Regions from separate parts of the Mus musculus genome. Here region 1 is linked to region 2. The links are chromatin loops, found by intact Hi-C in ENCODE. Cell type or tissue: gastrocnemius. All regions are shown on one strand. Links, peaks and the distances in the headings refer to the core of each region. The heading gives the core; the rest is flanking DNA. Region 1 holds the start of Ifna14 (interferon alpha 14). Region 2 has its middle 4.1 kb from the start of Ifna5.

Region 1 (5,389 bases), core at 70-5,069, 260 kb before region 2:
GAACGCCAGGGCCAAAAAATGGGAATGGGTGGGTAGGGAAGTGGGGGGGAGGATATGGGGGACTTTTGGGATAGCATTGGAAATGTAATTGAGGAAAATACGTAATAAAAAAATAAAAGAAAAAAGAAAATATCCAATAAAAGAAAAAAAAAAGGCCAGAAAAGCCTAGAGAGATGCATTGAACACAGATCTGTGAAGGAAAAGTGGTGTTCTAAAAGATTCCTTTTGTACATATTTCAAATCTCTTGGTGAGGTTTGCTCCAAGGGCCATTTCTTAGGCTGTTTTGGTAGCATTTGATTGCTAGATTACTTCTTGGAATGCTCGTCAGTTGTCCCTATATAGATAGAGGAGTTACTACAGTGTGCTGTAACGTCATACTGTGTACACGACTTCAGTGATATTTGCTATTCTAAATTCTTACATTCCTAGAAGTTGAGAGTAGAATAGTAGGAATCAAATTCAGGGAACTCAGAGACTGCTAAAGACTGGGGAAGAGTTAGTCAAAGAGCACCAAGTCACAATGAAGGGGCTCTAGCAAGCCTGAGCATGGCAAACATGGATCTGTCAGAACGTGCCCTTCTCCACCAGTCCCTCTGCCTTGCTGAAAAGCATTAGATTACTCATAAAGCTAGGCACCAAGCGCTATTCCCTTATTCAGCTACATTATTCACCTGAGGCTGACTTCCAAGATCCAGCTATCAAAGAATTGAAAATCAGCAATCAAAAGCCCCCTAGTTGCTGTGCTAATTAAACTGTCCAACCAAGATCAAACACCTCCTTCTAACACAAGGTTTCATCTTTTATCTATATAAATAGATATTTGCCTATGAGCTATGTCTGTTTCTCTCTATCAAGAAGCCGTCCTTTGTCCCCCATCCTCATGGCAAGTATCATTCCCCTTCTCCCTTGTTTTCTTCCTTGTCTCTCTAGTCCTGTATACCCTGTATTTGTCTCTTATTCTCTGCCCCTTGTCTCTCCAGGTCAAATAAATCTCCTTTGTATTGAGAACGTGGTCTTGAAGTGTTTTGTGCCAATACCAGTCTCTTTACACAGGTTAACAGGAGCAAGGAAGTCTGACTTACAATTGCACATCATGCTGGCTGTACATAAAGAAGAATATTATACACTGGTGAAGAGGAAAGACTCAGGATTTTACCATCAGTGAAAGAGAAGCATGTCACGAGTGTATCTTCTTGTCTGAACACTATGCAATGACACATGAATCAACAACACTTTGCAGCCTGGCAGAATACCAGTATAAGCATTAAAAAATTAAAAAGAAGTAAAGAATAAACAATTTTTAAAAGAATCATTTACTAATGATTTATGGAAAAACTATTTCAAATAATAATACAATAAATGTTACATCACATAAACAGATAAATAATAAGGGCTTAAATAAACTATAAATAAATAAATAAATAAATAAATACAGAATGGAAGCAGAACAAATGCATTTACAGATAGACACAACATTGATTATCATTGATGAAATATCTTAGCAATTTGCTTGAATTATTGCCAGAATGAATGACAGTTTTGAGATGGCAGTCTGAGCAGTGAGGTACAATGTCCTAGTCCAGGAGAGTCCTTTCCACTTTGGCTCAGGACTCACTTCTCTTCTTTCAGGCTGGTCAGCAACTTGGCTGAGGAAGACAGGGCTCTCCAGATTTCTGCTCTGACCACCTCCCAGGCACAGGGGCTGTGTTTCTTCTCTCTCAGGTAAACAGTGATCCTGTGGAAGTATTTCCTCACAGCCAGCAGGGAGTCTTCCTGGGTCAGGGGAGGTGCCTGTATCTCTACCTGCTGCATCAGACAGCCTTGCAGGTCATTGAGCTGAGTGTTGAGGTCATTGCAGAAGGAGTCTAGGAGGGTTGCATCCCAAGCAGCAGATGAGTCCTTTGATGTGAAGAGGGTCAGGATCTGCTGGGTCAGCTCACTCAGGACAGGGATGGCTTGAGCCTTCTTGATCTGCTGGGCATCCACCTTCTCCTGCGGGAATCCAAAGTCCTTCCGGTCCTTCAGGCAGGAGAGAGGGGAGAGTCTCCTCATTTTTACCAGAAGTGTCAAGGCTCTCTTGTTCCTGAGGTTATGAGTCTGAGGCAGGTCACATCCTAGACAGCAGGTTGACCAGTAGCTCATCACCAGCAGGGTCATCAGGAAAGCACAGAGCCTAGCCATTGTGGATCTTGCAGATGTCGCTGGTCCCCTGGGCTGTTTGGTCCTGAACCTTCCCCTCTAGGTTCTCTGAAAACCATCCTGTATGGATGTGTTTTAAATAGGGCAAACACTAATTTTCAATTCCTGAAATCTCTTTCCTTACTTCCCAATAATCTTTTCACTTTCTTTAACTCATTCTCTGTTTATGTCTGGGTATTTTTTCTGAACCATTTTGGTTTTCTCTATTGCTTTCTCTTTCACTACTCCATTCTGAAAGCTGTTTTACAGGTTTTCTTTTTACTCAGAATTTTCATTAACTGTTTCACTACGCATAGTCTTTGCTAGGAACTTACACATCCACTTAAAGACATACTTTACAATAAAGAAAATACATACTATATATTATTATATAATATGTGCACACACAGCTTTATCTCTGATAAACTCCCAGTATCTCCCCGCTGTCCCAGACCCCATCTTTCAGTGTCACTGTCGTTGTCTCCCCCTCCCTGATGCAGAAAGCCCCAGTGTGTGCTCTTTATTGTATTTTCTTTATTGTAAAGACAAAATTTCTTACAAAATTTATTGAACTTTATTTTACACTTAACTTTTTACATACATCTTCAAAAACATTTAAATCACAGTATAAGGTATAATGCAAGTTTTTAAATTAAAAATATATAGAAATAATTGTATACTTTAAATTTTTTCAGTAAAGTTCTAAAATTGAGTTGTTTATGTTGCCTTCATTAAGTATGATGTAAATTTATATAAAAGGTTAATTTAATCATCACTATATATTAGTATTTATCTAATGATTGTCATGTCACCACAAGAACTTAAGGTGTAAAAAGCTTTGCTAGTCAAGTTTGATGACCTGAGTTTGATTCCTGGAACCTACAGTTGCAGTAGAGAACCAACTTTTTCTCCATCAATTCTTCCCCCTCTTTTTTTCTCATGCCTTCCCTTCCTTCTCTCCTCTCTTCTCCTCTCCTCTCCTCTCCTCTCTTCTCTTCTCTCTCTCTCTTTCTCTCTCTCTTTCTCTCTCTTTGCCATTTTTTGAACATAGTCAGCATTAGATTCGTAGAAAATCATTATCTAAGTTCCAAAAACAGAAGGAAATTCTTTTACATGAGAGATTCTTTGAAACCTTGAACTATGTCATTTTTTAGTTCAATTAGTGCTTATGCATTTTTTAGGGACAAAATCCAATCAGGAGTCAAGATGTAATAGAGAACAGCTGTACAGTGAGCAGAGCAGATTAATGAAGAGAGAATGAGGAGCACACACTGGGGCTTTCTGCATCAGGGAGGGGGAGACAAGGACAGTGACACTGAAAGATGGGGTCTGTGACAGCAGGGCGGTACTGGGAGTTTATCAGAGATAAAGCTGTGCATGTACATATTATATAATAATATATAGTATGTAGTGCTATTATAAATCACACATATAGTACACCATGTTTGATATAGAATTTTATTTGTAATTCCACTTTCAGTTTCAATCTTGGACACTTATCCCTTTATAGTATTTGTCAGTTGTGAATTCTTATTAAATATTGAATTCAGTGATTAATATTGAGTGTCCAGTGTTTATAATGGCCGAGATATTCAGGAAGCTCCGACTGACAGCAAGGGCTTTCAGTCCCTCAACTGTCTGTAGTTTTTCATTTACCCTTTCATTTTTCCTATGGTGTTGGTTTGAAAAATCTCCACTTCTGTTTTATTTGTCTTTTCTACTTTCCTAGAAAGAAAACTCTGATGTTGGTTTGTGGCATTGAACCAAAAAAAAAAAAAAAATAGGATGTCATTGGAAATCAAAACTTAAAAAAAGGAACTGATGTGTCATTCAAATTGCAAAGTAGTAGCAAAAACGTTAGCTACTGAGATAAAATGGACAAGACCCATGGTAATGAAATAAAACAATGTCACAAAAGTGACTATATTTTCCAGTGATCCTCAGTGTCAGTGCAATCCAAATAAAACATTCAACAATGTTTCTCCCAGATATATCACGTTTAGAATACATATGGAACCATGTAGGTACCAAAGAATAGAATAAATTCTATTCCTAATGTAACTATACCTGATCTGAAATTACAGCTTACATCCAAGACAAAGTTATTGCACTAACCAACCTTTCCCACACAAAGCCCTTGCAGTCCATGCCAATAAACACATAGACATACAACTAACATAAAAGGTTTACTTCATAGCCTCAAGGATCATTGCAGAAGAGGAAGCAGAAAAACTGTTAAGAGCCAGAGACAGTGAATAACTACAGCAAAGCCATGTTCTTGGACACAAAGGGGTAGTTACTCATGTGGACTGAGAGTGGCTATGGCTGAATGAACATGACTAAGTCAGACAAAATATCAGCTTGGAAAATGGAGGCAATTCCACTTCCATCTGAGGAATTATGGCAACTGATGACTTCTGGGAGACAGAGATTCAGTTATCCTCAGGGATGGGGCTCCTGAGAGCAGCTACCCATGCTCCACAGATGGTGTTGTACCATGCACAACTAGAAGGACTAAGAAGAAGCAAAAGCACATGGAAGAAGAGGAAGCAAAAGAAGGAGGAGGAAGATAATGACTATTGTGATGAAGAAGAGGAACACTAGAATAAAAACATGGGAAAGGGGAAGGAGAAGAGCCAGTGAAATTGAGAGGGAATAATGGTGTATCAAATGATTAACTATAGAGGTATTTTGTATCCCTGGTGGGATTTATTCCAAGGGCTGGTTCTTGAGGCTGTTATGAGTGGGTCTGATATTCCCAGTTACTTCTTGGTATGTTTGTCTGTGCTAAATAGGCGAGCTAGCCATTTTTCTTGATCTATTTGCATTGCTGTCCATGATCTAACTTTAAGAAACCCAAGGGGTTAAACTCATTGATGATAAGAATAGATGATAGGTGCCAGGGGTCAGGGCACTCAGATGGAAGTTTAATATTGAGAATGTTAGGTGAATGAGGACTAAAACACATTATGACAGGAACAAGATTTTCTGACTTTTCATAGCACAGCATGCTGTCTCTACATCCTAAAGAATACTATATACTAGGGAAAAATAGAGGCAAAGCTTTAGGGTTTGTTTAAATTCTGTGCAGTATACACATGTCTCTGGTTTTTGACATTGTTTAACTGCATAATTTTTACAGTGTAGACTATACTATAAACATTGGAAAATCTTTGGGGATACCAAATTAACTAAGCAAAAGTGCTTCAT
Region 2 (5,389 bases), core at 91-5,090:
TAACTCCACTCGTAATAAGACTCCTATACCAGTCCTGGAAATGAATCTCACGAGGAACCTGAAATGACTCTAGAATTAACCCTCTGAAACACCACTAATCCTTCACCATTTCCTGGACCCTTCCTGTTCACATTTTCTACTTCTTCTCTGTCTGTTACTCCTCCTCTTCCTTCTCTTCCTCTTCCTCCTCCTCCTCCTCCTCTTCCTACCTATCTCTATCTTCTTTGAAATACACCTTGTGCATGATACAGCACCATCTCCGGAACATGGGTAATTGATCTCTCTGGGGGCCTCAACCCTGAGGAAACCAGAATCTGTTCCTCCCAGCAGCCATCAGTGGACATCGTTCCTCTACTGGAGGTCGAATTGCCTCTGTTTTCCAAGCTGATATTTTGTCTGGCTTGGTCTTTTTCATTCAGTCATTGCCACTCTCAACCCACATGAGTAACTATTCTGCTGTGTTTAAGAACACAGCTTTGCTGCCGTCATCCACTGCCTCTGGATCTTCCAATTCTTCTGCTCCCTCTCAAAGGATCCCTGAGGCAAGGAAATCAGCCCTTTATTTCCTGCCTAGTGACCAGTTGAGAGTCTCTCTGTTCACTGAAATGGACTGCTAGAGGTTTCTGTTGTAACCATTGGCCTCTGCAGGAACCCTCTCTATAATGTAAATTCTATTTCCAAATCAGGTATTGTGACAGCATAAACACAACACTTCTCTACTCATTGTTATATTGATGGCTCCACATAGATTTTAAATATGATACTTCTGAGAAAAATATTAATGAAAGTTTTATATGGATTGCATTGACACTGAAGATCACCTGAAAGCATAGACACTTTCATAACATTATCTTATTAATGCCCATAGATCTTGTCGTCATTGTCTTAGTACCTAACATTTTTCCTACTACTCTGTCCTTTAGATGATATATCAGTTCATTTTTTCAGTTTCATTTCCAATGACATCATATTTTTTGTTCAGTGCCACAAACCAACATCAGGGTTTTCTTTCTAGGAACGTAGAGAAGAGAAATAGAAATGAGTTGGAGACGTCAACCATCAAACCAACACCTCAGAAGAGAAGAAAGAATAAATGAAAAAAGCACAGAGAGTTGAGTCACTGCAAGCCATTCTGTCTGTTACAAGTAACTCAACACCTATACCATTAGACACATTAGGCCCTGAATATTAATCACTGAATTAAATATTCAATAAGAATTGATGACTGACAAATATATTATATGGGGACCAGTGTGTTAAACTGAAACTGAAAGTGGAATTACAGATATATGTATATATTATATATGATGTCCTGTATATATGTTTTATATACTATTAATTATATATGTGTACATATGTGTGCACACACAGCTTTCTCTCTGATAGACTCCCAGTACCTCCCTGCTGTCCCAGACCCCAACGTTCAGTGTCACTGTCTTTGTCTCCCCCTCCCTGATGTAGGAAGCCCCCGTGTGTGCTCCTCATTCTCTCTGCATTACCCAGCTCTCCTCACTGTACAGCTGCTGTCTGTTTCATCTTGATTCCTGACTGGAGTTTGTTTGTTTGTTTGTTTGTTTGTTTGTTTTTTGTTTTTGTTTGTTTGTTTGTTTTTCTGAAAACACATGACCACTGTGGAAACCAGAATGAATGAGTTCAAGGCTTCAATGAAACTTTCATATATGAGAATTTCCTCTTAATTTTAGACTTTAGAAAATATTCTTCTAATGACCTAATACTGATTATTTCATCAAAGGAAAAGAAAAACAAGGGAATAAAGGAGAAAGTCAGAAAAGAAAAAGAAGATGAAGGAAAGAAAAAAAAGGAAGTAAGGAAGGGAGGGAGGGACGGAGGGAGGTAGGAGTGGGGGGAAAAGAAGAAAGTTAAAAAAAAAGAAAAAAAGAAAGGAAAAGGAAACCAAATCTTCAATCATGAGAAAAATTTAGAGACGAAGAGAGCCACCTACTGGCCAGGCCTGCAAAGAACAAACAGGAAAGTTCCTCATGAATTCTATTTCCTGGCACTTTCCTCCAAACTAAAATACACTTTCCCCAGATAAGCTGACTTCAGGAAGACTTCATTCCCTTCAAACTCATCTTCGGAAGGGAAACTCTCTCGGTTCCCCAGGTCATATCTTCTGGACAATGGACAGATAATTATGCATAACAAGGTCTTTTGTGTCCTTTCCCTCTATCCTCCTATAACCGAAGTGATCTCGAGAAGGAGGTGCCTGTGTGCGATCCCTCTAGTAAGGATTCACAGCCAAACTCACATCATTTTGATCAGTAGGTAATGCTCTGTGAAATTGAGACAACCAACTCTGAGCTAGGAATTCTGTAAGATTGCATGTGAACCCATAGAAAAGACTCTTCACCCTGCTTTGCCTGCTGAGGCCAGCAACAGTGGGTTTGGCAAATGCACTGATTTATGACTGTCTTTTGATCTGTGATCTCAATAGCTCAGGTAATTACACAATGTCACATGCACATGGAACAATGTGAATCTGTGTTCCAGGCCATAGTCAGTCTACACTGAAGCAGAATAGCTTAGTTCATATTTCTACTGGATCAAGATCTGTGATTTGCAGGTGCATGGCTCAACATATCAGGGCTCTTGAGCCCTCAGCCTCTTTGAGTTTTGAAGGACACTTGAACAGAAACACACAATGTGTATCTGTACATAGACCTGCCAAGAAAAGGCTAGAACTTCAGTTCCTTCTTAAGAAAGATTTCTCTGTCTCTTTGGAAGGAGAAAATGCCCACATGAGTATTGCCATGTCTGAGTCCTCACAGGGAACAGAGGAATAAGAAAAAAATATATATGATAGGGAAGTATGTTGGTGATTTGTATATTTGCAGAAAATCAAGTGATATCAAGGTGAGTTGCAGTGGTAAAGATCTGGTAATTGAAGTAGACTTTGTTGGGGGTTTTAATTACTGGAAAAACAGCTATTGGTGTGACTACTAAACATGTTTCAGATATGACTTCCTGTAATGTTTCTTTGGCAGTTATTTTTACTGTTAGCTTTCATGGTTAAATAATAATAAAAAATATGAACTAGGTCCAGATATGAAACTGCTCAAAAAATATGTTGTGTTTTACAGCGTTGATTTAATAACTTGTTTTTATTAAACAAAATTTGAAAAATCAAGACACAGAAATGGAAGAACTGAGACAGGAGAATGCAGTAGGGGACAAAGTACTGAGCTATCATTCCTGCGCACATAAGGAGACTAGATTCAATGCATACCCAGGCCACATAGAAAGGATATTAGAGTCAGGGAGCATCACACAGCTGTCCATGAAGACATATCTGTGTACAGTAACACCATGTAAGCTGGAGACTGCCAAGTTTGTCAAGTTTCAGGATTGAGAGTGTGAACATGGCCATATCCAGGTCTCTGTGTCTGCTATTGCTGAGCTGCAGTGACCAGTACCCACTGATGTAAAGCAGGACAGAGAAACATCTTAACTAAAGGAGGAAGTCCACCCAATGATCTGGCTAACATCCTAGCTAAATCAGTGAGGTTCAAGGCCATTGTGAGGCACTGTGAGGAAGGCATCAGGAAGAGAGCAATAGAGCATACCTGACACCCATCTCTGTCTTCCATACACACATGCACATGCACAGGCCAGCACAGCTGAAAGTCTTTGCACTTGCCGAGGTGGTGAAGCCTATTCACCACTTTCTCCTTTATCAGATTGTGTCAAGTCATACATCAAGGTACTGGCTGCTAGGCAGTTCATTATTTTACTGTATGATGAATATGGATCTATTTTGATTCTTTAGAGGCAACCATGTAATTAGATGAGCACCATTTGTTGACAATTGTCTCTCAATTCCAGCGTTTTTTTTGTTTTGTTTTGTTTTTGTTTTGTTTTTTTTTTTTTTTTTTTTTTTTTTTTTTTTTTTTTTTTTGCAAAAAATGAGATTACAGTAAGTGTTAGGAATTGTGACTGGGTCTTTAATCCTCTAAACCTATGCTCTTCTTATCATTATTGGTCTGTAATACATTGTGAGTTCAAGGCTGGTGACACCTGTACCAGTTCTTTCATTTTTCAGTATTGCTATAGAACTTGTACTCAATTTATGTAAAATAGTTGATTTTAGTTAACTGCAATATATATTTGTTACATGTTTTAGATTAAAAAAATTCTGATTGTACACCCATGCTGTGTGTTTACATTTGCATGTGTGTACAGTGGTGCCAGATGTCAATCAATGTCAGGTTTTTACCTCATTTTCTGTGACTGGATCTCTCACTTAAGCAAGGGCTCACCATTGCTGTAGCCTGACTGGCTGGTGAGCTTGTGATGGCTGTTCTTGGATGTCAACTTAACTAAATGTGGGATTAACTGAAAGCTCAAAAGATAAGGGCACATCTGAGACTTAGTTTTGCTCAACTTGGAGTGGGAAAATCCACTCTAATCAGGATCTCTAAAATGGGAAGACACAGCTTTAATTGGGATCTTTGAGGTGTGAAGACTCACCTGTGCTATGAGCCAGGCCTTCTGCCGGAAGCCTGTGTAAGTCCATGAAGAAAAGATGCTTTTGCTGTTTGCCTGTGTGCTTTCCCCTTGCCAGCAATCCATTCCTTCACTGGCACTAGAGCCTAATGGTGTTGGAATCTGGCACATAGTGAATGTCAGCTAAGAAATCCACCCTAGTGAACAATTACTGGATTCTTTGAAATTATGCTCATAGGCAGACATTTTCTGAATTGGTTAGACCACATTCTTAAGCCATTCTAACATCAGGCATACACATATATATGTGTGTTTGCATTTCACATACATACATATACATACGCATACATACACATACACATACACACACACACACACACATACACATACACATACACACACATACACATATACATATACATACATAGAAAGAGAGAGTAAAAGAGAAAAATTCTATAAATTCTAATTCTCTTGAAGATACTAACTAGTATAGTGTTTCAGGTAACTCTCTGTATCTCCTTTTCACTGTCAGGATTATAGGCATGCACTCCTCTACAGGACTTTGTGTGGGTTCTGAAACACCGATCAGCTATTTCTGCATTTTCTGCAATAACTTTCCTGACTCAGCTATCTCCGCATTGTGTAGTTTAATTATCAAGTAAGTCTCCAAAATTATACCGTATTTGTGTTTGAAAAAGTACTAGCCATAGTGACATTCAGAAAAAAAAATGTGACAAATAATGCTACTGGTATTTAACTTGTGAAAAAGGGAGACTGTGATGTTTGCTTCAGGAGATGGCATAAATAAGGCAGAGTTTCTGATTCATCAGTTTATAGAGATGGATGCAAAACATTATGACTAGTCGTTCTGGATTATCAACACAAAGGGCAAAGAAGAGAAATGATGGTCTCCAAGAAGACGCTG

Evidence for each region. Hi-C counts contacts between places; a loop is a spot of excess contacts. Peaks named below come from ENCODE experiments on the same cell type or tissue, not always from the same donor. Only the 100,000 strongest peaks of a DNase experiment are listed, where the experiment ranks them.
Region 1: a loop joins it to region 2, with 16 times the contacts of the local background. A loop is called at or near these places in 2 of 42 quality-filtered maps.

Annotation. Positions count from the first base shown.
Region 1 is chr4:88,569,617-88,575,005 of GRCm38, forward strand. Ifna14 (interferon alpha 14) reads right to left here and starts at 2,182. Exons shown (of 1, transcript NM_206975.1): 1 at 1,613-2,182. The coding sequence starts at 2,182. The coding sequence ends at 1,613. In gastrocnemius, for the core only: no CTCF peak of the experiment used is centred there; no DNase peak of the experiment used is centred there.
Region 2 is chr4:88,828,755-88,834,143 of GRCm38, forward strand. No RefSeq gene overlaps it. Among named protein-coding and RNA genes, the nearest start is that of Ifna5, 4.1 kb to the right of the region's middle. In gastrocnemius, for the core only: a CTCF peak has its summit at 1,974 (motif pointing left); a DNase peak (open chromatin) is centred at 1,944.